2 separate regions of the Homo sapiens genome follow, and region 2 is linked to region 1. Evidence: chromatin contacts called from ENCODE Hi-C or POLR2A ChIA-PET data. All regions are on one chromosome and are shown on one strand. The core of a region is the stretch at or near the end of the contact, and the rest is flanking DNA. Distances in the headings are between cores, read along the strand shown.

Region 1 (3,242 bases), core at 337-2,836:
GAGATACTAAGGCAGGCCTATTGCTGAGGGACATAGGGTTCCTCTGACGGACAATTTTGACTTCTTATCAAGCTTTGACGAAACTCTTTGGAACAGGCCCGTAGCTCAGATGTTCCCTATCTAACCTTCCTTCATTCCCTCCATTCTGCACAGGGGTTTGACCTGCACTGCAGTCTGTTGGCTCTTCCCAGGCCTCCTGGGGTTCCCTTCCCACCTTCCTTGAGATGAGTTTTCTCCAATTAATCTCTTGCACATCTAATCCTTCTTGGCACGTGCCTCTTATAGAACCTGAACCAACATACCATGAGTTCACACAAATACCTAAAATTCCAATCCACTGCTACAGGGTTCATTCTAGTTTTCTTCCTTTCCATATTTGTATATACCTACTCTGACAGTGAGAAACCTGGCTTATCCTTAGTACTTTCACTGGTAGGGTTGATATTCCTTAGTGTAACCAATCTTGTAACACTGATGTCACCCCTCCCAAGTGGACACTCAGTCTTTAATGCCTGGCTATGGAGCCACCTTCCATGTGGATGTTTGCACCCAGGTTGAACTCTGATACCTTGTATGAGTGATCATCCTTACCTTCCTATGGGGCTCTGACACCCCAAGCCAGACTAGCCTATACTTTGTGCAAAATACTGTGCTTGGAACTGGGATATAGAGCAAGAAAAGCATGGCCCCTGCCCTCACAGTGTTTATCACTCACCAAGGAAGATAAACAATGAATGAATAATTGCCATATATTGTGATGGTGTATCACATGGGGAACCCACCAAGAAGAGAACACATGTGATTCTCATATGCATTGCACGTAGTGAATGCCCAATGGTGATGGTTGTTATCATTTCATGTATTTTTACTCTTGTTACCGCTAAGCACCAGCATCACAACTGTTCCTCCAGGAGAAATCTATAATTAGGGGATAAGAAGCTAAGAGAACATGGCTTAGATGCTGAGCTTTAAAGGAAAGAGAGAAGAAAGTTAGTGGGCAGGGTGTGGAGTGATTTGGGAATCTAAGGCCTCAGGAACTCCATATGGCAGGTCTTAACTGGTTTGTAGACATTTGCTGATAGGATAAAGAGGGCAGGGACAAGGAAGAGTAGAGAAAGTGCCCTTGGTTTTTCCCGGCCAGGCAGGTACTCAGTAATTCTGTGTATTGATTTGAGCAGCATTAACTGGGGTGGATCATTAAACATTTGTGTTGTTTTTCTTTATATATCAAAGCTTGTTTGTGTGAATTTTTCCTTGCCTGCTCTGCCATTCCCACTTTCTCCTCCAAACCCCATGTATTTACTGTAAAATGTCAATGCTCAGTAATTCAAAATGCAGTAACAAATATTTCTTTGTTTTCTTGGCATTTAAAACAGCCAGGACATCTCAAACTATCAAAAGTGGAGTTGTCCCCCATGCCACTCCCCAGCCTTCTTACTAGCTCTTTGATGGGTGGAGCCTCTCTTGTTCCCTGCTAGGGCCCCTTAGTGACAACCTTAGTTTAAATCCTCACCATGTATCAACATCTACATCTGCTGATTTGAGGCTGTTGCCTTCTCCATGCTGCCAAACACAACTCTGTGATAATGACAGCATTTGCCAGCACGCTTATGTGGTGACTCAGGAGACAGGGTGGCCAGCAAAGCAGCCTCTTTGTGGGAGTGGATTTTGAGAAGTGCTAATTCCGTGGCAGTTTGGAGATATTAATACCGTGCTGGCAGTAGATAAACAGACATCCGAGGGGCATATAATGAGAAGATAATCAGCCACTGCATCTTTTCCTCCTTGCTCTACCAACACATTTATTTTTTCTTCTTTAAAAAAAAAAAAGCATGTTCTCCTGGGTTTTGACGAATAGAGCCCTTAAATTGCGTAAACATGCACAGATACTGGTTGGTTCAGCTCCCAGCATCCCCACAGTATAACTTTCTAAGAACCACTGGTGTGTTAGGAGTTAACCACATTTTCAAACAATACTCAGTCATAGCATATGGCACGGTAGCCTATTGCTTACCATAGCCTCTCCCTAAAGGGCAGCAAACCAGATGGTTTGAGTAGGGCCTTTGGTGTAATTATGACAGACACAAAGAAAGACATAACCACCATTCTCCCTCAATAATATCATGCTTCTTGTTTTCCAGTATTTGCTATAGTTAATTATACTTAATTTTTGAAAATTTGTTTTTGCAGTTTGATTGTTCATAACAAAGTTCCCTTTCCAGGTTGGGGAGGAACCATTCAAATATGTATCATTAAGTGTCTGCATATCATTTCCCATTCATCCTTCTCTAGCTAGTAGATGCAGGCCACATAGAGTGGCATCTCTCATTCCCAAGTGTGAGCAATTTTCTTATTCTGGCAAAAAAAAAAAAAAAAAAAGATTTGTTGCATTTGAGAATTACTTTGCATTAGAGTCTAACCTGAGATTTTTTGTAGCTCCCATGGAGTATTGCTCCAAAACTGGTCATCTCAGATTTTATATTGTTTACTTTCTTTGTTCCCCATCTTGATTTGCTTTTTTCTTTCTTTTTTGAGATAGGGCCTCATTCTTTTACCCATGCTGCAGTGTAGTGGTGTGATCACAGCTCACAGCAACCTCAAACTCCTGATCCTCCTCCCTCAGCATTCCAAGTAGCTGGAACTACAGGCATGCACCACCACACTCGGCTAATTTTTAAATTTTTATTATGGAGATGGGGGTCTCATTGTGTTGTCCAGGCTGCTCACAAACTCCTGGGCTCAAGTGATCCCAGCGCCCGGGCCTCCCAAAGTGTTGGGATCATAGGCATGAGCCACAGCACAAAGAATTTCCTTTCTACTAGAATGCCTCCCTCCTGCCTGCCTCTTCTCTCTTCATTCATAGTCTTATCTTTTCCAAGCCCACTTTGGGTAGAAGATCTACTCTCAGGAGTTCTTATAAGAGAAACACTTCGTTATGTAAAACCAATGTTTCTAACGTTGCCAAACTAAAAGAAGACATTTTCTGGTTGTTCTGTCGGCTAGAAAGATTTTGAGAAATTTAGGTCATGCTTTTATATGTTCCATTTTTTTCTCTATGTGCCTAATATTTTATAGCAGACTTTTCTTGAGGGCAGTGGCTTGTTTATAACATTCTGTAAATAGCCTGGTGCAATGTGGGCTTTTTACAGATTTTTTTTTTTTTGCTAGTTTTTAATATTTGGATTGATATAGCATCTGACTGTACTAACCAGAAAAATGCTGAGCTAGGGAACTTTGTTATT
Region 2 (3,242 bases), core at 529-3,028, 100 kb after region 1:
CTCCTGAGTAGCTGGCCCTACAGGCGCACACCACCACACCCTGCCAATTTTTGTATTTTTAGTAGAGGCGGGGTTTCACCATCTTGGCCAGGCTGGTCTCAAACTCCTGACCTCAAGTGATCCGCCTGCCTTGGCCTCCCAGAGTGCTGGGATTACAGGCTTCAGCCACTGTGCCCGGCCATGTACTATTTCTTAACATTATGCAACATATAGGCCAAATGGCAAATCCAGTCACCAATAACATACCTTTTACAATAGTAGAGTAAAATAATCTTTCCTAGCTGGTAACTAACTTCATGAGCACAAAGTGTTTTCATCATTGAATCCTCATCTTCCACAACAATCCTCATCTTCCTGGCCCAGAGTAGACATTGACAAGCATTAGTTCAATGGAGAGTAGAGGTCTGCTAGATGAGCTGGTGGATTTTTCAGTGTACCCCGTGGACAGAAGGCAGGTTCTGCATGCCTCCTGTGCCACTGTGATGTCTGATGCAGTAGTGAGAACACAGCGGGCATGCAGTAGACACCGTTGACTAATCCTTCAAACTGTTTTTTGTTTCCACTTGAGTTTTGTCTCCTTCAGCTAATGCCTGGTCTCTTAGTGGTGGAATAAGTGCCACTGGGAAGCTGTCACATACTTCCAGCTAAGGCCAATTTGTCACACTTCCCTTAGCTCCCACTGCCCAATAAAGGAAAAAGTGAACACATTCTGAGTCCTGAGACTTAGTTATCATAAAACTCGAAAAAGAGTGTAAAATACTCAGAGCGATACATAAGTTTCACATAGCCATCAATAGAATCTCTTACAGAGCCCATTGTCTTGTCATTAACAAGAATGTGTACTTCTTGTTCCAAAGCTGACTGACCAGAGTATTTGTGTTAATTGACCTAGTTAGTCAATGTCTCTAAATGTATAATTTTTTTAATAGAATGATTGCTCCATAGCCCAGCATTTTGTTGGATATTTATACTCCATGAGTCAAGGCTTGGGTGAGGAATCTCAAAAGGGTATAACCAAAATGGTAAGATTTTGTGTCCAGAGAAGGCCTTGCATATCCTTCATTTTATAGACAGATGAGGCCTGGATAAGTTTAATATTCTATCAGTGGCAGAGCAGAACCCAGAATCATGATGTGCTGATGGCTAGCAATGAATTTTCTCTTCCTAAACTATACAGAGTCAGGCAGAAACCTCTTTTTACTTGATTTTATTTCCTTTTGTTTTGTTTTGTTTTGTTTTGTTTCAAATAGCCATGGCCAACCATTCATATCCCAGAAAGTCTAGAAAAGGTATGAAAAATAATGAGTTTTTGCTTATAGGCAGATGGACCTGTAGAGTTTGAAAGAGGTCAGGAGCAGCAGCCACATGGAGCAGGAGGTGGGGCAGGCATTTGTCTTACCTGCCTCTCCTGTGCCTGCCCTTGTGGAAGTCAGCTGAGTCCCCCCATGGGGGATCTGTCTTTGTTCTGGCACACCCCATGATAGAGAAGGAAAATGCTCAGGAATTTTTGGGATTTTTTTTTAAGTGTAGTGTTTTGTCTTCTTTTGTGTTTATTAAAACAAAATAGTTTGTTTCTTAAAGGCTTGTGTCAGAGGTAAGCTTGGCACTTCTCTTGCACCTGTGGCATTTGAGGCACAGCTGAGTTAATATATCTTTATCAGCAGGCAGCACTGCACTGGTATGTTATCAGAAAAGACAGCTATTGGTGGTAACATGCAGGATCCAGCCAGGCACTTTCTCAACTGGCTGGGGAGAACTTCTGCAGCTCCAGTGATATCTCACTTCATATTTACAGTCTGAGGCCCTGTGTGGCTTGGGAGCGCTCCATTGCTGCCTGTCAGCCTGCCCAGCTGAGCATCAGCAGCCTTGGGTTTGCTTTCTTAGAACCCAACTTTCTTTCCCTTCATCTGTTTTCTTTAACTTTTATTTTTAACGTCCATTTTATTGCATCACCAGCCCAGCAGTGCAGGCATTGCTTGAGGAAAGGTGCAGCATGGATTAGGTTGACTTGCTCCCTGAGCTCTTGGGAGAGGAGGGCACAGCATAATAACTCTGCTCGCTGCCAGCATGTGGCTTCATCTGGCTTTCAGCAGCAACGACAACTGACTTTTTGGCTCAGAATGTTACCATTTGTGTGGTCTCCTCTCTACCAGTGGACAGCATATTTTTTGCTCTGTTCCTTGGTCCCTTAGTACACAAAAGCAAGTCTAGAAACTGGATAAACCCTCAGTTGGAGCACTTTTTTAACTCTGCAAGAAAGCCATCAGGACCTGCCCCGTCCTTCCATCCTTCTGTCTTTACACCTCAGTCAATACCAGTGTTTTTCAAACTGGGTATTTGTCCCACTAGAGGTTTTAAATCAATTCAGTGTCATAGCCGTTTTGTTTTTTTCCTTAATGAAATGGTGAACAGAAGAGAGACTGTCAGTATAACATATACTGACATATATAACTAACATATATAGTCAAGATTAACCATTGTTTTGTGGAAACGTAATAATTGCTAAGCTGGCCTCCAATAAAAATAACCCCCCAAATAAATAAATGAATACATAAATACTGCTCTGCAAAAGGTAATATCAAGATGGCAGAGAAGGAAACCTCAGGAAATGGTCTTCCTGCCTAAATAATTGCACTGGCAGAATCTGCCTGATGTGACTGTTTTGAGACTCTGGAATCTATTGAAGGCTTCTTACTTCCATTGGTTGTCTACAGGTGTTTGTACCCATATGTAAGTGTGTATGTTGGTCACAGTAAGAATAAAAAGTTTGAAAAACGCCCATCTACAGTATCTTCTATCTGTAGATGTAGCTCGGCTCGGCAAATTTCTAATACTCAGACATTCAGATATCATAAAGCCTGTCCTGCTCTCCTGGCCCTGACTTTGTACCTTAGTCTGGGAATAGATTCTGCCTCTGCCTGATGGGAATGGATGTGAATGGATGTTTACTTATTTCCACTTGAAAAAGGGCACAGAAGCACCCTACTTCGGCTTCCTACTCTTGTCGTGCTAGGGCTTAACTGCTGGGAAGTGGACTAGCAACGTAACAAAGGCCCTTCTTTGCCTTTGTGTCTACATGGAGTGACTGGGATTTGGTTTTCACAGGCCCAGAGGACTATCTCATGAAAAATGTTTTGAATATATTTCTGCTTGATTTGTTTAACACCCTGGCCCACTGAGCCATCATGTTTTCTCAATTTAATCACTTGGTGGTCTCCAGGATTCAGGGGAGCAACTGCAAT

The links. Hi-C counts contacts between places; a loop is a spot of excess contacts on that map. ChIA-PET counts read pairs that join two places held with the same protein, here RNA polymerase II (POLR2A). Pooled maps may share reads with other maps.
Region 2: a pooled map shows a loop between it and region 1 (1.8-fold over the local background). The contact joins two enhancer-like sites. A Hi-C loop is called at or near these places in 2 of 168 maps with a recorded cell type or tissue (K562 and ovary) and 1 of 50 pooled maps. POLR2A ChIA-PET finds 5 or more read pairs at or near these places in 2 of 52 experiments (OCI-LY7 and activated CD4-positive, alpha-beta T cell).

What each region holds. Positions count from the first base shown.
Region 1 is chr7:127,884,490-127,887,731 of GRCh38, forward strand. All of the region lies in intron 12 of SND1 (staphylococcal nuclease and tudor domain containing 1), which reads left to right. Among named protein-coding and RNA genes, the nearest start is that of SND1-IT1, 110 kb to the right of the region's middle. Within about 2 kb of position 1,587, at least 5 of the 41 ENCODE cell types and tissues checked have a DNase peak (open chromatin) inside an H3K27ac peak, as active enhancers do.
Region 2 is chr7:127,985,378-127,988,619 of GRCh38, forward strand. All of the region lies in intron 15 of SND1 (staphylococcal nuclease and tudor domain containing 1), which reads left to right. Among named protein-coding and RNA genes, the nearest start is that of SND1-IT1, 11 kb to the right of the region's middle. Within about 2 kb of position 1,779, at least 3 of the 41 ENCODE cell types and tissues checked have a DNase peak (open chromatin) inside an H3K27ac peak, as active enhancers do.